Regions from separate parts of the Homo sapiens genome. Here regions 1, 2 and 4 are each linked to region 3. A link is a contact called in ENCODE Hi-C or POLR2A ChIA-PET data. All regions are on one chromosome and are shown on one strand. The core of a region is the stretch at or near the end of the contact, and the rest is flanking DNA. Distances in the headings are between cores, read along the strand shown. Region 1 has its middle 38 kb from the start of GZMA. Region 2 holds the start of LINC02998 (long intergenic non-protein coding RNA 2998). Region 3 has its middle 84 kb from the start of ESM1. Region 4 has its middle 99 kb from the start of LINC02998.

The links. Hi-C counts contacts between places; a loop is a spot of excess contacts on that map. ChIA-PET counts read pairs that join two places held with the same protein, here RNA polymerase II (POLR2A). Pooled maps may share reads with other maps.
Region 1: a pooled map shows a loop between it and region 3 (5-fold over the local background). The contact joins two enhancer-like sites. A Hi-C loop is called at or near these places in 1 of 168 maps with a recorded cell type or tissue (naive thymus-derived CD4-positive, alpha-beta T cell) and 9 of 50 pooled maps. POLR2A ChIA-PET finds 5 or more read pairs at or near these places in 1 of 52 experiments (Panc1).
Region 2: a pooled map shows a loop between it and region 3 (4-fold over the local background). The contact joins the promoter of LINC02998 here to the enhancer-like site in region 3. A Hi-C loop is called at or near these places in 5 of 50 pooled maps. POLR2A ChIA-PET finds 5 or more read pairs at or near these places in 2 of 52 experiments (AG04450 and OCI-LY7).
Region 4: a loop to region 3 is called in a map with no recorded cell type, with 16 times the contacts of the local background. The contact joins two enhancer-like sites. A Hi-C loop is called at or near these places in 9 of 37 single-sample maps with no recorded cell type and 9 of 50 pooled maps. POLR2A ChIA-PET finds 5 or more read pairs at or near these places in 1 of 52 experiments (K562).

What each region holds. Positions count from the first base shown.
Region 1 is chr5:55,061,107-55,067,403 of GRCh38, forward strand. No RefSeq gene overlaps it. Among named protein-coding and RNA genes, the nearest start is that of GZMA, 38 kb to the right of the region's middle. Within about 2 kb of position 1,490, at least 3 of the 41 ENCODE cell types and tissues checked have a DNase peak (open chromatin) inside an H3K27ac peak, as active enhancers do.
Region 2 is chr5:54,742,571-54,748,667 of GRCh38, forward strand. LINC02998 (long intergenic non-protein coding RNA 2998) reads right to left here and starts at 1,688. Exons shown (of 3, transcript NR_104658.1): 1 at 1,289-1,688. RefSeq lists an enhancer at 1,910-2,054 and a cis regulatory region at 1,977-1,987.
Region 3 is chr5:54,898,023-54,904,487 of GRCh38, forward strand. No RefSeq gene overlaps it. Among named protein-coding and RNA genes, the nearest start is that of ESM1, 84 kb to the right of the region's middle. RefSeq lists a silencer at 1,650-1,807. Within about 2 kb of position 3,474, at least 2 of the 41 ENCODE cell types and tissues checked have a DNase peak (open chromatin) inside an H3K27ac peak, as active enhancers do.
Region 4 is chr5:54,642,484-54,648,502 of GRCh38, forward strand. It overlaps a transcript of SNX18 not described here. Among named protein-coding and RNA genes, the nearest start is that of LINC02998, 99 kb to the right of the region's middle. Within about 2 kb of position 4,413, at least 32 of the 41 ENCODE cell types and tissues checked have a DNase peak (open chromatin) inside an H3K27ac peak, as active enhancers do.

The DNA of each region.
Region 1 (6,297 bases), core at 240-2,739, 160 kb after region 3:
ATGTTGGTGAAGAAAAGCCAGGAGCCTTCAATGTCCAGAAAGAGTTGGCAACACGGGTTGGCCAGTGGTGTCTATGTTGAGAGCTGGTTCACCTGCCCTCTTCAGAATGGTTGTCAAAATCTGTTCAGGAAGCCCTCAAGGAAGGCAGTTTTCAGGCTAGCCTATTGGTCCCCTCCCCCAGAGTATGTTAGTTCAGCATCTGTCTCAGAACAAGAACTCAGTAAATATCTCACAAATTAATGAATAAATAATTAAACCAATGAATAAATAAATGAAATTCTACAAGAAAAGTCCAACAAGCCTGGAAAAAAGCTGTGCCACCATTAGTTATTCTAATACCCCTGCTCCCCCGTCACTGAAGGAAATAGATGCTGCACTGGGAGGACATGTCATCTTCATCAAACCCCTGCCCGGTGGAAACACCAGGCAGGCAATAAGCCCCACAGAGCCCTCTCTCTGCACATTCCCATCCCTGTGCCTCACAGTCCCTTCCAACATAGGAGCCTGAGGATAGATCACAAACTTCCCAGCTGTTCCCTAGAGCCCTATCACCCAAGAAGGAGAAGGAGCTATGAGGAGGAGGCTGGGGTGGTAAGACTTGGGACCCCCACATGTATACACACATAGTCAGAGCAGCTCTGACTTTCATCTATTTTATATTTTAGTTTTCCACAGAAGATTCAATGAGGTGGGCAAGTTTCCTCTCAAAAAAAAAAAAGAAAGAAAGAAAACACTGGTCTAGCTGCATATTACATGACTATAATCTCCCAGAGGGCAAGAGACTGGAATTGTACCACCATCCCCTAATACCTGGTACAATGCCATGAACTTGATCGGGAAGTGTCTTGGGGCATCAGGCAAGAAGTGCCAATTACCTGGGTCCTAATCCCAGCTCCAACATAAACCTGCTGGGCAAGCTACATGATAAATACTGTTCCATCTTTACTCTTTAAAAAGTGCCACTCTGGAGATTTTTCTACACTAACATCTCCTCATGAATACCTCATTCATGATTTTATCAGCTTAGTTGAAATGTTTTATTTTAGCTGAAGACATCTGAATCGAGCCTTCACTTTCACATTCGGTCAGCATCCTGCACACATGCATATGCACACGCTCTCACCCGCTCCATTCCCCAACACCGCAACCCACATCCCACCACACCCCGCATCCCATCCTGCCGCCCAGGGCACCCTGGGACTCCCCTGCATCCCTCTTTAGATGCCAATTAAGAAAATAAATAGTTCTTATTATCCACTTACCCTTAAATACCTTCCTTGAGAAGTACTTACATCGTTTTTAATGAAGTGATCTGGTGGACAAAGCAAAAACTAATCCAAATTGCCAAGAGCCCCCAGAAGTCCCAATAATTAGTTCTATTCTATTCTCCCATAATGTAAGATATGGTTTTTAGCCTCTAAATATTTACTATTTATTATAGTAAGATGTGGTGTATCTAACTCAAACAGCTAGCGAGCTACCACTCTGCCCAACAGCTGTGCTTTCAAGTGGTTCAGTACATAACCACAAACACTGTGGCTGTATTGCTCTCTGTAAACACTATAAAAAGTCAAATATGCCTATATGCTTCTCAAGTTCACTCAGACCAAAAAAAAACTCACCTGTCCCATATACTATCAATAAAATAACTCCAAAAAGTCCAAATAAATGCAGAATAAACATTTAAAATACTCTAGGCTGGATATCTTTTTACATTGTAATTCACTGTAATTAGTCAAATCCTGTCAGAATGTTGATACAGGATATTTGGTGAACTGGTCAAGTTTAATCATCTCTCTAAAATGAATGGCAAGAATATATTAATATATTATAAGGTCACTCTCCTGTCAAAGGTACAATTAATATAGACAGCACAGGTAAGCCACCAAGGACTCCAAAAGTACAGAGAATAATGTAGAAACCTTTCCATATCTGTCAGCCCCTATCACCAGTTAACTATCAAATTTTGCCAATTCAACTACTTTTGAAAGGTCAATTTATAAATGTCTTATACTATAATCTTTTGTATGTGTGTTCACAGAAAATCAAACAGGCATGTGGCTGTTTGGGGGCAGAGAAATTAGAAGAGAGCACTATCCCCTCTGACGGGGCAGGTACTGCCTCATATGTTGCTTTGGGCTAAAACCCTGGGTCTCTAGGTGCTGAGAGAAGCTAGAAGGAAGGATGACAAAGTCTGTAATTCCTGGGAAATGAGACAGGCAGCATAGCCCATCCAGGCTCTGACTCACTTGGAGACCTTCTCTCTTCTGGCTCCATCCATCCCCCACGTCAATCATAACAAAGAGGAAATCAGCTTTGCCCTCGGGGATGCATCTGGCAACAATTATGATTTGGGGGTGAGTCCAGGTTTAGTTAGGGTATAGGAGGTGCACTGACATTTGCTGAGTGCCAACTATGTGCCATGCAACACTTTACCTTAGTACCTCTCTACCCTGACAACCAGTTCATCATCACCTGGAAAACAGGAAGGAAACGTGGGAAGGCCTGGGACCACTCCAAACCAAGTATTTCACAGTCAGAACAATTACTTTACCGTAATCCTCTCAACAGCCTCATAAACTAGGTACTGCTGTGCTCAGATATGACATAGACATTAAACAGCAGGGCCAGAATTTAGAGCCATGGCTATCTTCTTTCTAAAGTCCTACTCTTTTCCCTGACCGCAGCACTAGAGACTAGCTAGTCTGGTCCTCATTTAGACCATACAATCAATTCAGAAAGTAACTAGATACTTCATATGTATTTTAAATGGAATAAATGAATATATCATGTTCTAAAACTTGAATTAGAAAGGTAAGTTTGTCCAAGTAGATCAGATTAATGAAACAAAGAATCAGACTGCAAATGTAGGCCCAGGTTAACAAAGAGTGCAAAGCCTTTCATTCCTTCACTGTGGATAAAATGTTCACTCTATTCGTCATCTCTTCAAATATTCTTCAGTCTCCTTGCCTGTTTTCTGACTGGGATTCCAATTACATCACTGTTAGTTTGATATTGTCCCACAGCTCTTGGATAGTCTGCTCTGAGTTTATTTTTGTTTTGTCTTGGTTTTCACTTTTTTTCCTTTGTGCTTCAGTTGGGGCAATTTCTACTGACTTGTCTTCAAGTACCCTACTTCCTCAGCACAGTCACGTCTGCTACTGAGAATAACAAAGTTATTAGTCTTTCACTGTGTTTTTCATCTCCAGCATTTCCATTTGGTCCCTTTTTATGGTCTCCATCTCTCTGTCAATACCCTTATATGTTCATCCATGCTATCCCCCTTTTGCACTGGACACTTTAATATATTAATCATTACTACTTAAATTTTCTTTCTGATAATTCTAACATCAGAGTCATATCTGAGTCTGATTCTTTTGGTGCAGGACAGGGGCAGCCCTACACCCTGCATCTGGTGAAGGATGTGTAGGAACAGGATTTCCCTGAAGTGGGGTGGGTGGGAGAAAGGTAATTGCAACTTGCTTGATTTTCTGACCTGTGGACTTAGAATGAACTTTGTCATGAGAACAGACTTTTATGGGGTTCCCACCAAATCTTTCTGGTTGCAATTTGGTCAGTTAGATGTGGTCTAGGACTGGAGGTTTCTATGTGGTGGGTTTTCTACGTAATGAAGCTGCTAGACCATTCTGCCCACCCCTGCTCCCCAGCCCAATGGAAGGTCTGCATCTCATGTCATCCCACGAGGCCACTCACTGCCTCTCACTATTCTGCGCCTCTCATGATCACTTGCACAGTCCCCTCATTTCTTTTTTATTAACCACTTTATTGAGATATAATTTCCATACCATAGAATTTACCATTTAAAATGTACAGTTCAATGATTTCGGGTATATTACATTATTAATTTGAAAAATTTTTGTAAATGTAGGTAGCGAACTTTGCCATTTTAACCATTTTTAATTGTATAATTCAGTGGCATTAATTATATTCACAATGTTATGCAACCATCACTACTATGTATTTCTAAAATTTTTTCATCACCCTAAACAGAAACTCTGTAATCATTAAACAACAACTCCTCGTTCCCCTCTCTCTCTAGCCCCTCATAGCTTCTAATCTACTTTCTGTGTCCATGGATTTGCCTATTCTAGGTATATTATGTAACTAGAATCATACAATATTTGTCCCTTGATCTGGCTTATTTCACTTAGCACAATGTCTTCAAGGTTTATCACATTGTAGCATGGATCAAATCTTCATCCTTTCCTATGACTGGGTAATATTCCATTGTTTATCCACTCATCTGTTGAAGGACATTTGGGTTATATCCACCTTTTGGTTATTGAGAATAATGCTGTACAAGAGTCTGTTCTAGTCCTGGCTTTCAGTCTCTTTGAGTATGTTCCTAGGAGTGAAATTGCTGGGTCATATGGTAATTCTATGCTTAGCTTTTTGAGGAACCCTCTCATTTCTTGATAATTTAAACCCTAGCTTATTGCTACCTTTTCTATCACTATTTTTGTCTTAATAATTGGTGATTTCAATATCCTTTCAGCACCTGGCCTTTCAATTCCTTAAACTCTTCTCCTTCACCTCAATAGCTTGTCCTTCACACTATTTCACTTATCTCCTACTCCCCTCCACCCACTGTGGTCATTCCCTAGACCTGTCATCAGCACTAAGGGCATCTCCGGAATCTCCATTTCAGTAGTCTCTCCAGTACCAGGTAGAGCAAATCCTTCAACTCTGCAGGAACTCCAATTCTTTGACCCTACCACCTTTTCACACTTCCTTGGTCTTTTCATGTCTTAACTTCCCCCCACACACCAAGCTTGAATTCCATAATCACTTATTTTCTTCTTTATTTATTTATTTATTTAGAGATGGAGCCTTGTTCTGTCACCCAGGCTGGAGTGCAGTGGCGCAATCTTGGCTCACGGCAACCTCCACCTTCCAGGTTCAAGCGATTCTCCTGCCTCAGCCTCCCAAGTAGCTGGGATTACAGGCGCCTGCCACCACGCCCAGCTAATTTTTGTACATAATCACTTATTTTCAATCACTGCTGTGCCTACACTTTCAATTCCAGGGTCCTTTTATCACTTGGTTGTGTTTGCTTAGAAAACTACCACCCTAGTTAAAATAAACTCTTCACCTGTAACTCATCATAGGCATCTAAGAAAAATCACACAACTCCTTGGCCTTATCTTAATTAATGACCATGAACCTTAAATGGGTCTTGAATGCCTCCTGGCAATCAGTATTACATTTCCTTAGTTCTTTCATTTTCCCTGTTCTTCTAAATGACTGTTTCATACTTTCTCCTCTCTCCACAAACCTGCAATATCCACTCCGCATTCTCACTTTGAGCTGATGACCTGGCTCCCTATGCACTGAGGAAATTGAAGTAGTCAGAATGGGACTTTTACAGACTCCCTCCACCACATCCACCCACCTACCATGTCTGCACTTGCACACTCCACTTCCCATCTATAACTGTAGACAGACTCTCTGCGCTCCCATCCAGGACCCGCTCCTCCACTTTGCACAGGACCCATCCCCCTCACTTATTTGAACATTATACCACCAATTCTTCCTTTTTGTAAACCTACCTCAAATTTCCCTTTCTACAGAATCAGTCCCTCTAACATCAAATACACTGTTATTCCTCTCACCTTAAAAATAGCCTCCCTTTGCACTCCAGCCTGGGTGACAGAGCGAGACTCCATCTCAAAAAAAAAAAAAAAAAAGTCTCCCTTGGCCTCACTTTTCTTCCCAATTACTTCCTGCACCATGAGGCAAGACAAGTAGAGAAGCCCATTGCCAGCCCCACACTCCAATCCAGCCCACTGTTTCCTGGCCCTGCCCCCAAATTCCTCTTATCATCTCTTTGTGGAAACTCATTATCACTGAACAAACTAATTTTAACCCCTCTTATCTGTTCCTTCCCTTCCATCCCCACAGCCTCTGTTAGTACAGATCTGTTCTATAATTTCCTAACTAATTACCCTGCTCTAGCCTCACTTCCTCCTCCATCACTGGAAACTTTCAGCCTCCCCCTGCTAATATGAGTTTCTGTCATTCCCTCCCATTAAACACTTCCATCCTTAGTAAGCATTCACTCTAGGTTAAAATTGGGTATTGCTATGAAAACACTGCTCCAAGATACTTTCCAAATTCCCCCTTCCAACAGATTGCTGCTCCTTAAACCTCCTAGATACAGACATTCCAGAGCTGCCACTGCCTCCACATTGGTGTCAGAGTGGTCTCTCTAATGAAGACAGAATCCTATGCCTGCTTCAAACTCTTCACTGGCTCCCCATTGTCCTGTGAGAGTCT
Region 2 (6,097 bases), core at 438-2,937, 160 kb before region 3:
TTCCGGGTTTCTGTGGCTTGCTTCCAAGGCTCAAACTTGCAACTCTCTTTTAAGATAACCTTAGGTCCACTGGCACCTGTGGCTGGAAAGTTGGAAGTGCCTGAGAATTTACATGCCCTCTGGGCAGCCCTTCCCTAGAGAACTTCAAAGCCTCGCTGACTTTTGCATCTGGACGAACTCAGACAGAATTTTTACCCTGGAGTTCCCCTGTAGAATCAGGCACAGGCCTCCCTCCTCAGGACTTTGCCTGACATCACACCTTTGTTTGGTTTGCTCCCGGCTCCTGTCCTGTTTTTCCTGCTCTTTCCTGGACTTCCTATGGGAGCACTTCCTTCACAATTCACGTGCACATAGCCCTTGTCAAGGTCTACTTCTGGAAGCTTCAATCTAAGCCATAGTAATCATCCTTGCTCAAGGAGATTTTTCTCCAGACTCCAATAAAACAGAAGAAACAGCAGTCTCCTCTTTACAGAAATAAAAAGGAGTGTTCTAGCTAAAGCCCTTTTTACAGAGCAGCATAATGGGTAAGAGCAGGGGCTCCAGAGTCAGCCTGCTTATAAACAGTCTTTTGGAGCCTCAAGATTCCTCATCTGTAAATTGGAGCTAATGACAATGACAGCACAGGGGTTGTGTTGAGGCTATGTTGAATATCATGGCACTTACACATCCCATCCAGCACACAAGAAACACTCCATAAAAGTTAGTTACTATGAGCATCATTAATATGTTGTCTGAGGCATTTTGACACAACCACTGCTACTTGTAAATTCCAACACAGAATTTTCTTGGTACATAATAGAAAAACAAGTGCTATCTGCTGCTCTGTGAGAAGCTGATGATGAATTACCAAATAAGATTTTCTACTTTGTAGGTATATTTGAATATCAGTATGTCCAATTAATTCAGTATAAATATAAAGGACACATCCTGCTTGAAAATGTCAGCAATAAGTTAGGCAAATGGCTGCATTCTGAAACCAGGCATACCTGGACCATACTCCCAAATATGCTGCTCCTGTAGAGACTTCAGTATTGATTTACCCAATCAGATTGCCAATACTTACCTCCTAAGGTTATTGTGAAGATTAGACAAAACTCTGCATAAAAAACACTTAGCTACTCTTTATTAGGAATTTACTATGTTCCCGGCACTGTGCTATTGTTATCCATGCCCAATTCCCCGGAAGAGAAGTGGAAAGATTCCATACATCACTGGGATACCTTTACCCTGATGACAAAGGCAGCAATGGCACCGACTCCCAGAAGATAATCTTTTAGAAAATAATCACCTGGTTTTTTCCTCGGCCATTAGCCTTCTTGGGTCAGTTTGCTAGAAACCAACCCCCCAACAACAAAGAAACTCCAAGGAAAATGAGCCTCTTCATTGCTGCTGAAAGCAGGGGGAACTGCGTCCTCTTACAGGCTCTTTACTATGGTTGATACAAGTGAGTCTCCATTTTTTAGCTTCAGTACCATCCAGTCAATGCTTTGTAGGAAGAGCTGCATGTCGGAGTGTTAACCCGCCAGTGTTTGTGCATCTCTCTGGGAGCCCTCCTGGCAGAGCCCTCCTCTGCACCAGCACAGAGGTCTGATGTGGGACGGTCAGGCTATCAGAGCTCAAAGAGAAAACAAATCTCTTCTGTATAGGCCAGGAAGGCCTCACCAAGGAGCCTTTTTGCTCTGCTTGGGAGGGAATGGAAAGAAAAAAAGGGAAAACCACACCCTTCGAAGGCCTCAGTAAATATTTGAAGCGTGCCTAGGTTTGGCCAAATGAGAACTCCCCTTATTTAAGTATTTATGAAATGATCAAATAGCAGGATTGTATTTCCATGAGCTAGAGAGTTCTTATTTAGTGACACAGATTTTTTTTTTGTTCAAACTTTTTTCTTTTTTTGCCACATTCAGCAATTGCTATCAGATGCTGAATGTCTGTGGTCACATACTCAGCTTCCTGTTTATAAATGCGCTCTGTTTTCAGTGAGTCAGCAGTTTCTTGTTCTACAGAGAGGTAAAACTGGTGGTGTCAGGGCCGTGGGGGGTTGAATGAGCTTTGTGAATGGCCCAGTGTGTGCTGGGCCTCAGGATTTGTGTGAACAGGTACTCACACTGTCTGTGGCTGTCCATAAGCTGAAATAATTCAGCCCAGTGAGTTTGGTGGTTTCTCATCTGATTCTGTCCAAGCGAAACAAAGCCAGACACTAAAGTGGTAAGGACAGACATTAACCAGTAATAACTATTGCAATAGGGAAGAGTCCAATGTAAACTGAACTCAGCTTCAATTTGTGCAGAGGTGACTGGACTTTTTTTTTTTTTTTTTTTTTGGAGACGGAGTTTTGCTCTTGTCACCCAGGCTGGAGTGCAATGGCACAATCTCGGCTAACTGCAACCTCCACCTCCCAGGCTCAAGTGATTCTCCTGCCTCAGCCTCCTGAGTAGCTGGGATTACAGGTACCTGCCATCACACCCGGCTAATTTTTTGTATTTTTAGTAGAGATGGGTTTTGCCATGTTGGCCAGGCTGGTCTCGAACTCCTGACTTCAGGTGATCCATCCGCCTGGGCCTCCCAAAGTGCTGAGATTACAGGTGTGAGCCACCATGCCTGGCCAGACTAGGCATTTTTAGGGAAGAATGAGGGAATAGGAAGGAGGGCAAACAGAACCAGTAGGGTCAGGGAAGTGAAAAATTACGAAGGGCTGTTCAGTATAAATGCAATCAGACCAGCTGTGCCTGCTAGCTGGCAGTTAGGAAAGTTAGGATTCTATCCTCTCTGAGACTGGGAGACAGAGGTCCTTACCCTTCCTGATGATTACATTCAAAGGAATAGCTTTCAGGGCCTTGAGAAACACACTCCTGGGTTGTAGGAGATACATATACATCTCAAAGGTTACAGAGAACTCAAAATTGCCCTTCTTAGTAAGTGCTCTACGAAAGAGTGGTCAGGCTAGTTCCAGGTGTGGGCTAGAGCAAGCAGTAAATCCCCCTGGGCAGCCTTGAGTTTTCTCAGGCAGGCATCCTTAAGGGGGTAGGAGCATCCTGGGGATGTGGCCTTGAGGTATTGGAAACCTTATTAGCGATTGTGCAAGTGTTTTAGAGCAAGGCTGAGGCCTGGCTGAGAAGAGGGCTCAGAAGAGCCTGACTAGAGTTTGCTCAAGGTCAGAGTCTTTGTCACTGTGAGGCAGCCCAGGGTCTGTCTTTGGCACTTCACTCACTTGCTTTGGTGCTACTGCTTCCTGACCTCGCCTACCAGTCCCGTTGTCAGCTGCAGTGGCCTCCAGCTGCCAGGTGGGCTGGAACTTCAAACGACTGATGTCCTTGAAGAGCCTGGGAGTTCTGGACTTTCCTGCCTCCCCTCCCTTGGCCCCAGCACACACTGCTCCATCTGCCCCTCCTTCCACACCCTCTTGTAAGCCAGCTCCACATCGCCTTTGGAATTCGGTTTTTCCTTCATCTCTTCGTGTGAAAGCCTCCCCTGAGCTCCAGTACCTGGGTTTGGCATTCCCACAACACCAAGCTCTTCTCTCCTGGAGCATTTATTGCACTGTATTTCAGAGAATAGTTAAGCACTGGTTTCCCCCACTAAACTGTAAGCCATAGGAGAGCAGGGACTAGGTGCAATTCAATCAGCAGGTGCTTACTAAGTGCTTGCTGAGGAGTGGATGGGTGGTACCTGTCCTTTGATGCCTCCTCTCAGGACCCTGTTCTTAATGATTGGGAACACAGGCTCTGGGTTTGAATCCCAGCTTTTCCAATTACTCGCTGTGTGACCTTGAGCAAGGTGCTTCACCCCTCTTTGCCTAAGTCATCTCGACTGTCAGGAGGGTAGATGATGATCTCCATCTCACCGGCTGTGAGGGTTAAAGGTGTTGTATGTGTACCTGCTTGGAAGAGAGCCAGGCACAAGGAATCTTCAGTATTATTACCATTGTGTGTTCCAAGGAGGCCATCGGCTACTCTGCCAATGATTCATTGAGTGAATAAACGCCCAACAGGGCATTGGCCTTTACTGCTTCTGTTTTCTAACCGAGAAGAATGACTTTGAGAAACTCAATACCTTACTCCCCACCGAAGCCTGGCTGGCTGGTGTTCTGATGTGGGGCAGGTGCCACGTGGAGCCATGGAAGCTGAAGGGCAGAGCTGTACCTGGCCAGGACACTGCCTCCGCCTCAGCAGCTTCCCTCTCTACTCTCCCATCTCTGTTTCCCCCAGAATTGCCTGCGCTCAGGTGCAGCTTTCCTCCCCTGCCCGTTCCAACCTGGACCCTCCCCACAAACTCTCTCACACTCTCTCTCTGTCTCTCTATCACTTACACCCTCGCACGCACATCCTTGCAGGCACACTCACACTCTCACATGCACACTTTCACGTGTATATTCTTACACTCACACACATTCTCATACACACTCATGCACACTCACACACACACTCATTCTCACACTGTCTCACACTGTCTTCATCATTCACACGTACACAGTCACAAACACTCACACACTCTCACGTGCACATTTACGCTCCCATATACTCTTACACCCACACACGCACACACTTTCTCATGCACACTCACATATACACACATTCATACTCTCAACTTTCTCCTTGTCTCTCCCATGTACACACACACACTTTCTGATGCACTCACACTCCCACATGAACATTCACACTCTAACTCATATATTCTTACAAGCATACACACACACACTTTCTCATGCACACACACCGTCATATGCACACTCACACATGTTCATACACTGCCTTATGCTTTCTATTTGTCTCTCCCATGTACACACACACACACTTTCTGATGCACTCACTCTCATATGCACACTCATGCACACTTACGCCCACACTTACACACACTCTCACACTGTCATCCACAAAACAACAGGAGCTAAGATCACCAGTGGCCTCTGTGCCATGGAGGCCCAGGACATTTTCAGTCTGCAGTTCCCCAACCCCTCCCAGCAGCATCAGAGTTGCTGGGTCCCCTTCCCTGTCAGGACACTCTCCCTCCTTGGATTCCAGGGCCCAGCGTTCTCCTGGTTTTCCTCCCACCGGTTCTCTGTCTCCTTTGCAGGTCTGCCCTTCCTTACTCGGCCAGTAAGTTCACAGACTCTTCCTCCTCTCTCTTCCTGCCCTCTGCCAGGACATCTGGCATGTGGCTCCAAATACCAGGTACAGGCAAACAGATCATGAGCAACCTCCTTCCTTATACCTGCTCTTCCTTTTACCTGGAATGTATCCTACTTCTAGGTCTCTGTTCAAACGTCACCTTGTCAGAGAGAACATCCCTGGCCACCAGAACTAGAATAGCCCCTTACTCCTTCTCACCATCTATCCCATTAACCCTGGTTTAGTTTTCTTTCTTCCCTGTTACTGCCTGAAATACTCTATATTTGTTTATTATCTGTTCATCCCTACTAGAGGGTAAGCTCTGGGAGAATTTGCAGCAGATACTAGTCTAGGTGCCAGAGACATAGCAGCAAACAAAAATGTTAAGGTCTTAATGAATACTTGAAAAAGTGTGTGAATGAAATGAAATTTTAGCTACAGCATTCCTCCAAGCTCCAGAGCAATAGAGTCAATCACTGACTTGACAGCTTCTCCTGGATGTCTCAGCAGTATCTCAAACTAAGTCTCTCTAGACCAACAGAACTTTCTATGACAATGGAAATAGCCTATATCTGCACTATCCAATGGGGTAGCCACTAGTCACATGTGACTGGAGCACTTGAGATGTGTCAAGTGTGACTGATGAGCTGAATTTTGAATTCCATTTATTTTTAATTAAACCTAAAATGTAAAAAGCCATATGTAGCCAGGGGCTGCCATGTGGGGCTGTGTAGTTCTTATCCGAACTGATGATCCTCTGCCCACACCTGGTCCGGTGGTCTCGACCTTAACAAATGGCACCACTATCCACCCAGATGAGAAAGCCGACAGTGAGGAGTCATTCTCGACCAGCTGCCTTTCCTGTGAGTCAATCCATCACCAAGTCCTATTGATTTTGCCATATATATATATTTCCATTAATTCCACTGCTGACACCACCCCAGAGGAAAATACATCATCTCTCATCTTGATTAAAGCCTCTTAACTGAATT
Region 3 (6,465 bases), core at 2,224-4,723:
AAACTTGAAGCTCTGAGGAATAAAAAGATGCCACATATGTCTGGAGTGGAGTATAAAAGAAGAGTCAATCTCATAGTAGACAAACACCCCAAGGACACAGGCTCTTTACACTTGCAGTTTCCTCTGCTTGTGATGCTTATAATACAGACAGCATCCAACTTAGCAAGGTTCAACATTCAATGTCTCTGCTTTGAATGGTGCAAAGGTGATGCACATTCAGTGCACTCCTTAGCTCCCGATGGGGTTGCATCTGGATAAACCCATTGTAAATTGAAAATACCGTAAGTTGAAAACACACTGTTGACTAACAATATTTTCAACTTATGATAGGCTTATGAGGTTCCTGATGGGCTTCTAGGGACATAACCCCATTGTAAAATGAGGAGCATCTGCGTCCTCATGGCTTGTCCCATGCTGCTGTCTCTGCTTAAATGTACTCTAACTGGTGAGGACTCCCATAGTCACCATAGATAACAGCTCCTCCATTCTGCATAAGCTGCTTTTTCTCCACAACATTGATAACCATCTGGTATACATAGATCCTTATTTATAGTTTTCCTTCCCACTCTAATGTAAACTCTATGTGGCAGAGACTTGGTATGGTCACTGAGCAACCCCAATGCCTGCAGCAGTGCTTGGGCCATAATGGGTTTTCAATGACTATCTGTGGAATGAATGAATGAATGAATAAGTGGATACTAAGAGTATTCATGCAATGTCTGTTTTCATGAAATTTTGATAAGCCCTCATGATCAAATTGTGGAGATATTCTAAGAAAATAATTACATCTTGATTCTTTTGAGTAGGTGAATTGCCCCTTTTTTCCCCTCAGAAAAATCTGTTGGGCAGGTAAGCTACACTCAGTAGCTTAAGATGAGTCTCAATCCTGGGACTCAAGTGTTTTAACTCCAAATTCCATCCCATTTCCGTAGCCCAACATGTATCCTTTCCTTTAGCACAGAGAAAGAAGTCTTCTTTTGGAAAGCGTCATTTCCTTTCACTGTCTCCGCTTTCTCACCTCTTTTGGAGTTTAGTCTCTTTTTGACCAACCTCAACCCAGCCTCGTCATCCCTGCACCCGGCATCTTGTTACAGGCACTAGAGTTACTTATTCAGGGCAAACCTCCACTTGCCTCTAGATCCCATTCCCTTCTGCTTCTTCAAGGCGTCTCTCTCTCTCTTTTTCTTTCTCTCCTGCAATCTTCAATATCCCCCTCTCTATTTTTCCAGCTAAAAAGGATATTCTAATCCTAAAAATCCCTTTCCTGATATTATAGTCCCTTCACCATACCTAACTTCCCCCCAACTCTTCTGATCCAACTCTTTGAAGCACATGATGTCCCCTTCTCTTTGCACCCATTCAATCAGGGCAGTATAATTTCTGTTTCCTGCTGAGCTACTGAAGGTAGGATGAGATGAGAGCAGAAAGCGCCAATCACCACACCTGATGGTACTCTCTGTTCTCATCTCGCCCTACATTCAGTAGCATTCAAACTGACTGCTCTTTCCTTGAAATCCTTTCCTTTCTTGGCTTCCATAAAGCAACAGGCTCTGTGTTAACCTCCCACTTCAGTGACTGCACCTGCTTAGTCTCCTCTGCTAGCTCCATGTCCTCTAAGCCATCTCTGCACTCAGAGCTCAGCCCTACCTGCTCTCTTCTTCTCCATCTACAAATTTTTTCCCGCCCCATGGTTTGAAGTACTACATGGAAAGGACTCCCAAATTCATACTTCTGGTTCTGAGGGGCCCCCTGGGTTTCAGCCTTACTTGTGTATCCAAAGCCCTTGTTATGGACCAAATGTCTGGCCTTCTCCCCCACCTCCCTGCCCAAATTCAAATGCTGAAATCCTAACCCTCAATGTGATGGTATTAGGAGTGGGGGCCTTGAGAGGTAATTCGATCTTGAAAATGGAGCCCACATTAATGGGATTAGTTTCCTTATTGGGAGAGACCAGAGAGCTAGCTTCCTCTCTCTGTTCTCTACCATGTGAGGATACGATGAGAAGACAGCTGTCTACAAACCAAGGAGAATGCCCTCACCAGACACTGGATGTGCAGGCACCTTGATCTTGGACTTCCCAGCTTCTAGAACTATGAGAAATAAAATGTTTGTTATTTAAGCCACCCAGTCCATGGGGCCTTATGTTATGACAGCCTGAACTGAATAAGATAGGCCTGCTTGCCATTTTCCCCCAGTTGTCAAATAGTCATCTCAAAATTAATGTGACAAAAATGGAAGCCTTGACTTCTGCTCTGCAAGCCTGGTCCTCCTCTCATCCCCTTCATCTCTGTAATAGCACCACCATCTATCTCATGGTTCAAGTCCAAACCTTACGAATCAACACTCATTCATCTCTTTTCCTTATACCCAAAGTCCTGTTAGCCCTACATCTAAACATGACTCAAATCAATCTGCTTCTCTCCATCTCTGTTGCTGCTCTAATCCAAGTGACCATCGATGCTGTGTTATCTCCCCAGGGTCTGGACCAGCAGCTGACACAGCATGTACTCAATAAGTAGTTGATGAAGAAATGAAGAAATTAATATGAAATTTTTTTCTATTTGAAGTTGTCAGTTTACCATTTTCATAGGAGAGTAATGGAAAGCCAGCCAAACTATTTTACAGCAGAACTCAGAGACCTCAAGGAAAATTTAGAAGTCAGTAAAGTGTGTATCTTAATACCCCCAAATGCCAGTCCTGCTTTTGTTCCCATGGGGACCCTTCTATTCCTCTGCCATCTTCATAATTTCTCAGAGTAAAAACCTACCCTGAAGAAAGGGGCTGGAATTCCTCACACAGAAATATAAATCAATGATAGCCACTTCAACGAGTGTCCTCACAGAGCATTTGGGAGCAAGACTTTACAATGAAGGAAGAAAGTTAAAGCAAGTCAGTGGATTGACAGCAGCCAGTGGGGATTTCTTCTGTTTCTTCTGACAGGCAGCTCTGGAGACTCAAGGCCATACGAGGTACTTCCTTCAGCCAAGGTTAGATGCAGGATTAGTCCATTAGTCCAATCCATACAGATGTTCATCGTAGGCCACACAGTAACAGGAGCAGTTGCGAAAACTGCGGGAGCTGACATTCTGAATGACACAGGGTTTCTCTCATTCTTCTAGCCCTGTAACCCCATCATCCCTCCTTCCTATTTAGTAATGGGGTGACAGCTTCTATTTTTACAAAATAGAAAGAATAAGTTCTGACTCAAGAACCCATGGAATAAGGAGTGAATTTCCTTCCTGCTTCTCTTCCTTTCCTATCAGTGAGTCAGGACGAAAAGCCAAGTCTCTGAAACCAAAGCCCTTAGCCACCACATTATGCTACCTCCCATACCCTGAGTCAAGGTAAATACAAGGTACTGTAGGTACCTGCACTGTGCCCGGTACCTACAAGGCATCTGTCATGCTCAGCTGCTGGGTAAACGGCGTCTGATGCAGCAGTAGCCCAGAAACAGCTGTGGCGTGTCCACATCCTCTGTCCAGGGAGGTTGCAGCTCATGGCTCATCATTAAACCTTTCTCAGAAGCCAAGAGACCCTCCTGACTGTGACTCACTGTATCAGACAGTTGCTTCACAGAACACAGTCCAGCCTCCCTCCTCCTCAGAAAGCCTGTATTGCAAAATGAGGCTTTTGAACAAAACGTCTTCACCAGCTCCCCGTCCTGCGTTACCATCGAGCAGCTGCTGCTTGCACTGCTGCAAACTAGCCTAAGTCCATTTGGCCATTCAGCAAACATCAGGCTATTTTTCTGGTAAATATCAAAAGCTGATGATCCTCTGGAGGTTCTAAGTGGGTGGAGTTAGACGTTCCCTTCACCACACTCTCACCATCAGGTGCAGAACAACAAAAGGGGCAAATTCCACCTAAAGTCACAATTCAGTCCCACAGCCTGCATGTAGCAGAAGAGGTCCCACTCTCTGCCTTAGCTGCACAATCACCCCTTACATGAAAGGCACATTCCAGGGTGAGTGAATGCTCATCTTTGTAGTCAAATTGGTGACAAAAATCCTCCATGAAGCCCGTGAAAGAAGAAGCCAAGGAATTTTCAACCTGGAAAGCAGTCGTTAAAGTCCTGGGCTGACCAGATTCTTAACCTTCATTCACATATGCCACTGAATGTTCGTGAAAGGACAGTGAGTCCTGTACTAAGCTTCCATGAATTTCAGCACTTAAAATTATTTCTGACATCCCTTCTGCTAACTTACTAATGCTCTCAGGCTTTATTTCAGTAAGTGCCAAGAAATTCGCTTTTGAGGTTTAAGTTTCTGTTTAGGATTCTGCATAGCTAATTAATAACCTCATGATTTCAAAGACTATTAATCACCTCTAAAATGATGGATTTAACTTGTACACAAAAATTATATAGTTTATACAAATTACGTTATTTGTTATTGTTGCTTTATTATATATATTAAAGTGTATAACATGGTGTTTTGATATACTTATCTTGATACACGTATGCATAGTGAAGTGATTCCTACAATCAAATGAGGTAACATGCCCATCATCTTTGTTACCTTTCTTTTTCTTTTTTGTTTGTGATAAGTACCTAAAATCTGCTATCTATCTTAAACACATTATTTTAAAGTAAATTAACCTACAGGCCGTAGAACATTGAATGTCTGCTGTTAAAATAGGAATAAACACTAATGTTTCTCACTTCTGGGTAGCCCTCATCTTCCTTCCAAAATAAAGCAATTGGCATTCTCTCTTTCTCTCCCCCTCTCTCTGGCACGCGTACACATGCACACACACAGATTTTCAACACACTTCTCTGCTTGAATTGGAAGAGACTGGGAAAATTAGACAACAGCTGTGTACTTCCAAGAAGTCTCCTATTTCTCTGGCTCAGCACAACTTGTGATTTAGTTCATTTGCTCACTGTGCAGCATTTCTCAGAAACCACAAAGAACATGAATGCAGGTGGCATGACTGGAAGGCTCAGAAAGTGCTCTGTGGTCTCTGTATGAGTTTGAGGTTTCAGATTCTACAGATGGCACATGTGAAACTGACACTTCACTGCACTGCATCTCTGGCTCTGTAATTGAGGGGCAGCTGCTTCCTGGTAATGCAATAAAACCCAAGGGCCCAAAAGAAAGGCTTAGAATACTCCTCTCCCCTGCCCTCAACTCCCAAGTGCCTTTCCACCAAACTGCTGTGTGGGAAAGTCACCTCTCCAGCCTTGTCACTCCCGTACACCTTATACTCTTCTCAACTTTCATTACACCCTGCGGGGTGACCTGGTGATTTGAGTGCCTGTATCTTTATTAGTCATAAAATTATGTCTAATATTCTAGATGGCCCCATGGCACCTTGCATAGTTTAGGTTCTTCACAAATATTTGTTTCCATTTTACCTATAGCTCATTCATTCATTCATTTATTCAATGATTTTTGGACTCAGGGTAGAATATTCAAAGGTATATTCAAGGGGGGAGGATTTCAAGGTGGATTCATTTTTTAGCATTAAGTTCTGCTTAATGGTGGTTTTGTTTCAAGTATCCAGATGCAGCATTAGAGGTTAGAGACTAAAGACAAGGATAACTTTATGGGAAGTTGGTCAAGCTCAAAGCTATCATACCTCTTTCCAAACATGTCTCTTGGATAGATAAGAAAAATACTAATGGTAATGACAGCAACAAAAACAGGACGATTAGCATTTCAGGAGTGTTTACTTTTTTCAGGCACTGCTGTAAGTGCTTTACTCGCTCCACACAGTTGCTTTATGAGGGAAACACTATTAATGTCCTCCATTTTACAGATAACATGGTGCCTGGCATCCTGCTGCTAGAGATTAGTATTTAGCAAGTTTAGACAATACCCTCTGTCAGGCCATTCCCTCCTTTTAAATGTGCACATCCCTCAGCATGATGATCCCCTGCAGTAGTCCAGGTGACAAACACGCCTTAGTGTAAAGCAGTTTACAAAATGCCTCACTTCCTGGTAATCTGCACTCTTGGAGGATTTGGAGGAGGAGCTCTGAAAAGAGGGGATGGAATGGCTGCAGAGAGAGAAGGTGGGATGGACACCTATATCATATTGGATAGACTTGATCAAAGCCACCTAGGCTGGGAATCCTGTAGCTGGGGTTTAACTGGAAAATGAATAGAGACTTGGCCAAAGCAATTTTTGTTTCTTTCTAATGCTGTGTCCATTGACTCCAGGCCAAACAAGAATCTTTTGGGAAAGGGCGTTTGAGCCATAGAACAATGGACTGACTGATGTCAATCAAGGTCAGTTTTGCCTTCCAGGGACATTTGGCACTATCTGGAGATATTTTTCATAGTCATCACTGGGTGGTCAGGTGTTACTGGCATCTAGTGGTTAGGGGTCAGATAGGCTGCTAAACATCCTACAGTGCACAGGACAGCCCCCTTATCATGAAGATTATCTGGGCCAAAATATCAATAGTACTGAAGTTGAGAAACTCTGCAACACATTAAAAAGGTGCATCTGTACCATTGGA
Region 4 (6,019 bases), core at 3,163-5,662, 250 kb before region 3:
CTACTTCTTGCCAAACAGGGTCAACGTGGGGCAACTGTGGAATGAAACTTTTTGACCTGGCAGTGAGCTGATGTTCAGGCCCTTGTTCCTTCCAGGTCTTTAGGAGGACCTATTTCTTAGTTGAAAAGGATGCAGGTCCATATCCATGGGAAAAATGATTCTGCTGGAAGCAAACTTATAAACAAAAGTTAGTATAATATCTAGCGTCTTAACATATTTGGCAATTGTTAAATCTCTTAGAGCATCGGTTGGTTCTCACACCAGGGCAGAAACCTGGAATGGCCTACCATATCAGCAAGAAAATCAATACATTTGCTCCCTACTGTCAATTGTATCCAGGGCTCCTGTGGGTATATGATAGATCAGCTCAACATACATATTTAATGGGTTACAGAAGTAGCTATAAATATTTATGAAGGTGGTCTTGACACATGTGTACTGAACAAACATGCATGTAACACACGTTTATCTTGGGGTGGAGACTTAACCTTTGCCGGGCATGGCCTTAGGTCCTGTTTATGATTTGGTATCTTATAGCCACAGGCTGTGCTGCCAGTCTCATGATCTCTATTTTAACATTAATGCTGTTGTTGTGTCTAAACTATAAAGGGAGGGGGGATAACAAGGCATTCCCAACCTCGTTTCTCGTGGCTCACTTTCAAGCAGTGGGCAGCTGAATATGGGCTCAGTTACACCAACATGTTCAGGTAGGAGGACTTCTTTTTTTAATACTTGAATTCTACATACTCTCACATAATGGTCATTATATTTTTAGTATCCAGTTATTGCTTTTTGCCATAATGTATTTTCTCAGATAAAAATTTAGTCACATCTTAAAATAAACTTGCATTTTACTAATCAAAACTGCATCTATAGGACTTGAAAAATAGTAATAAATAGATGTGAAAAACACATTCAATTTATAGCAATACTTAGCACACAAATAGATTCATGGATTACCCTCCTCCCCCCAAAAATCTGATGGTTGAACCCATCTAAATAAATCATATTACCTTTTTTAAAAAACGACTTTTGGTTAGTTTATATAAATTATTTTCCATGAATGTAGTTCTAGTAATAATGAATGAATGCACTGTTTATTGACTATTTGCAAATTGTTTTTGTTATCTCAGATTGAAATTTTGGAGGTATCAATTCCTTGAGATGGGAGGAGAACGGAAGGAAAACAAACAACTACCTTTTCCTTTCCTGTTGTTGCTGATGTGCACTTTCCCTGTCTTCCACGTCATGACTCAGGAAATGAGGGGGTGCATCTCAGAGGGCACCCTGCCTGTGTTCTCTGTCATTGCCTGTGAGCCACCGACTGATACCATCATTTTAATCACTCAAGAAGCCTTCCTTTCAGGAATGTATATTGCTTCTTGGCCCCTGCCTTCTCCCTGGAAATCCTGGGCAAAGAGCCAGGGAAAAAACGTGAGTGCTCAGGCCGAAATCAGTGGGCTGGAATTGTTTCTTCACTTTGGGTGACTCCACTGTTACTCAAGGAATGAACTGATTGGCACCAAGCAAGAAGAACAGCACATCTCTTTGGACTCATTCCCTTATTTATAAGCCATAACCTTAGGGACAATAAGCTAGAGACCCTGCCAGCATCCTTGAGCCAGGATCTCATCTGTTGTCACAGTAGCCATGTTTCCCTGGCATCCGAGAGCCCAAGGATGCAAATAAGGCCTGGGCCAAACTAAGCTCTGACAATTAATGTTATTCCAAAGAGGCAGCAGCGAGGGTAGGAAGTTCTGGTCCCCTCATCTTACTTCAAGTTTCACAGCCAAGAGTGATGATAGCTTTAGTCAGTAAGTACAGTCAAGGAGCCTATGAGACAGAACTTGTCACAAAGACAGCTGATGTTTCGCATGGACCTTAACAGAGTAACTGGTGTCTCTTCAGGAATGGGGCACAATCCAGAGGTTACTAACCACGGGTGAGTAACAGGTGATCCACAACAATCTCATCTGACTCATAGTAGAGATTGCTGGCATCTACCCAGCATTCATTCCCCCTCTTCCTAAGAGAAACTCAATTCGTTGTAATCAGCAACATATTCCCAACAGGAAAATCACATTTCAAGCCTTCCTTTAGATAGGTGACTACATTTTGGCCAGTGAGATAGGAGTGAAAGTTGTCAGATGGGCTCCTCCTGACAACTCCTTTAGAAGGGGCTGACCCAGCTGTCAGCCATTTGCCCTGGTGTGTCCTCCTCTCTACTGACTACAATATAGGTGTGATGGCTAGAGTAGCAGCTGCTATCTTGGGACAAGGGGAGACCTTGGGGTAAACAGAACCTAGGATAGTAAAGCAGAAAGATAGAAGAGCCTGGGCTGATGATGATGTGGCAGAACTGCCAAACAAGCTCTGGACTGCTAATCTCTGGACTTAACTTTCAGGAAACAAAATTAAACTCTATCTGGCTCAAGCCACTCTTACTTTATGGACCAAGAGCATTGGCAGCACTTGGGAGCTTGTTAGAAAGGCAGCTTCTCAGGCCCCTTCCCAGGCCAAATGAGTGACGATCGGCTTTGTAGCAAGATCCACAGGTGATTTGCATGCACAGTAAAGTTTGGGAAGCACTGCTCCAGATGTAGTTAGTTTCTCTGTTTATGAAATTATTAACTGATATATCCTGGGAAATAATGAATTCTATTTGCCGGTACTAAAACATGGTAAGAATGATATAACCATAGGATAAAACAACTAAAATGCCCTGAGTTATTTGGATACAAAGAAAGAAAGCATTCATGTCAATTAGGTAATTGATGTTCCAGCCACTATACCTGGCACCAGAGAAGTAAAGATATCCCTGCTCTAGACTCCATGGTCTAACAAGGGAGACATATAGATACTGTGTATTGTGTTGCATTGCATTATAAGAACCGTTTGGATGCAATAAGAGCTATGCCCAGGTGTTCCGGGAAAACAGATGAGGGGTCTAAGCCTTCCCTCCTGGGCTAGGGAGTAAGTTAGAGAAAACTTCTTGGAAGAGATGTCACCTGAGTAGTTAAGAATTATCTTGCTTCTTCCCCCAGTTTCAGGGATCAGAGGCCATCCTTTGTGGGCTTAAGTCAGCCTGCTGGCCTCCCCAGCTGCTCCTTAAATTCTAAGAGTTGGCATAAAAGACACAGGTTACAACACGAATGTCTTCATCCTACACGATCTTTACTTTCTCTGTTCACAATGTGGGCTCCTTGGCTCCATTTTACATATACAGGAAATTTGGACACCGAATAGAGAGTGAATTTCAAAGGATTCAGAGAAGGCAAACCCATATGAGTGTTTAGAGTTCATTGATCACTAGTATCTTCTTAATTTTGTGAACACCGGGTTCTGAATTCCTTCATTGACTAGCTATTTCTCTTCATGTCTTCTACAAACATTCTGAAGTTGGAAATCCTTTTTATTGGTGTTTAGAATAAGTCAATGTTTTTCCTCTCTTTATATTTCTACTTGATATTCCTCAGTTTTCTGTATTATTAAAAATGAAATCACATTTTTGGATACTTGTGGTTTGGCCGGCTGGTTGGGAAACTTTTCTGGCATTCATTATTGCTTTTTTCTTTCCATTTAAAGAACATTTACTGGATTTGGTACTTGGCGAAAGAAACTGACAAATTAAGAAATGAGAGAGAGAATAAATGCACTGTGCATGCTGAAACCCCAAGAAGACTTTTTTTCTCCTACTTTTTATGGACCTGAGGTGTTGGAAATGGAAACATTGTTTCAAACAAAATCCAGATTTTTATCTCTCTCCCCAAGAGATATGGCTTTAATCTTTTTTCTTTTCTTCTGCTGCTTTTCTGAAACACTCTGCTAGGGGCTGATTTCCTCTTCTTTGAAACAGACCAAAATATCCCTGTGGGTGAAAAACATGCCGGAAGTGAAACAGAAAGACTCAGCTTGCCCCGTGTTCGTGGTCTGTCAACTTCTCTAGCCAGTGCCTGGATCCACAGCTCACTGCTGCCGGTTGCCCTGCGTTAGCCGCATTGCGGGGGAGACAGGAGAGGCTTGAAGGCTTTTTATATTCTACTCTCTTCTGAAGAATTCACAAGTTAGCAAGCACTCAACCACTACTAACCAGAAGGTATTGCCAACCATAACAAACTACACCCATCAACAAGGCCTCCCTCATATTGCAATCCCAGCAGAAAATGATGCAGGAAAAGCACTCCCCAAATCTTGGTTGCCTGCCACCCAAGTTCTTATGCCAAGATATGTGTTTAGCCAGTTCTAAGATGCTGCCACCTTTTCATGTGTCCAACACTAGGCTTTCTACCATAGTTCCCTCCACCCAGAATGTGTTACTTGGCTCCTACAAATGCAAGAGGAAGTGCCCTTCCCTGAACAGAAATCAAAACACAGGGTGAAACCACGACTTGTTTTCAACAGGCCTCCTGTTGTGAGCCCTCCCAGCTGTGCTGCCTTTCTCCAAGAGAGCTGGGACTGGCGGCTCGAAGCGGTATAAATGGCCTGTGCCTCTTCCTGAGGCTGCCTGTAACAAGTGTCTCAAGAGCAATTCGTCATCGGCTGGAGATTACCAACTTGGCTCACTGAACCAGATCGTGCTTTGTCACATGTGAAATTCTGATGTTCTAATACATGGCTTGTTTGCAAACTACGCCTTAAATAAATATATTCAGGATATTTAACAATATAGTGTTCTGAATTAGACCATCATTTACATCTGTATTTATTCAATAATCATTTACTAAGTGCCAAATACATGCCGAGTACTATGCCGAGTGCAACAGTTAAAACGCAGGAAAAAGATCGTATTGCCCTTACTGGGCTATAAATTCAAATCTCTGTCTCATCTCATCAAGCAATCTTTCCGCCTTGGCCTCCCAAAGTGCTGGAATTATAGGCATGAACCACCACACCTGACCCAGGAGAGTTTTCTTTAACGAGTGATGCTTGATCTCAGTTTTGAAAAGTATAGAGGTGTTCACCTAGAGGAGAGGAAAGAACAGAGCATTCTGGAAAGAGGACTGTGGAGCAAAGGCAAAGAGATATTACATAGCCTGGCATGGTTTGGGAACTATAAGCAGTTGAAGTTGGTAGTGAATGGGGCATGAGAGGAAGGGGAGGTAGGCAGAGGCATGATCGTAGAGAACCCTGTATTCCAATCCAAGAATCAAAGTCATCATCCTGAAGGCTGTGGGGGCAATATTGAGGAGATTCCCAGAAAATGAGTGATATTTACTTGTCTTCATGACAGCAAATTGAACAGCAGGGGTTGAAAACAGGGGAAGGCTAAGTAGCAGATCATTGCAATAGACCAGAAAAATGAAGGCTTGAAACTTCAACGGGCAACAGGGATGAAGAGTTGAGAACAGATTTGAGAGAAGTGAAAGGAGTAGGATCTGCAGAACTTGGAGACTGACCGGATTCTGGAAGATTAAGGAGATGGAGATGTCAAGGGTGAATGGTTCCCAGTTTATTATTTAGGAACCCGAAGGAATGCTGGTGTGTGCGGAATTGGTGGGTTCTTGGTCTCACTGACTTCAAAAATGAAACCACGGACCCTCGCGAAGAGTATTACAGTTTTTTTAAAAAAAAAAAAAAAAAGACGGAGTCTCGCTCTTTAGACCAGGCCGGACTGCAGTGGCCCTATCTCGGCTCACTGCAAGCTCCGCCTCCTGGGTTCATGCCATTCTCCTGCCTCAGCCTCCCAAGTAGCTGAGATTACAGGCCCCCGCCACCGTGCCCAGCTAATTTTTTGTATTTTTAGTAGAGACAGGGTTTTACCGTGTTAGCCAGGATGGTCTCGATATCCTGACCTCGTGATCCACCCGCCTTGGCCTCCCAAAGTGCTGGGATTACATGTTACAGTTCTTAAAGGCGTCGTGTCCAGAGTTTGTTCCTTCTGATATTCGGATGTGTTCAGAGTTTCTTCCTTCTGGTGGATTCCTGGTCTCGCAAGCTCAGGAGTGAAGCTGCAGACCTTCCCGGTGAGTGTTACAGCTCTTAAGTCGGAGAGTCTGGAGTTGTTCATTCCTCCGGGTGG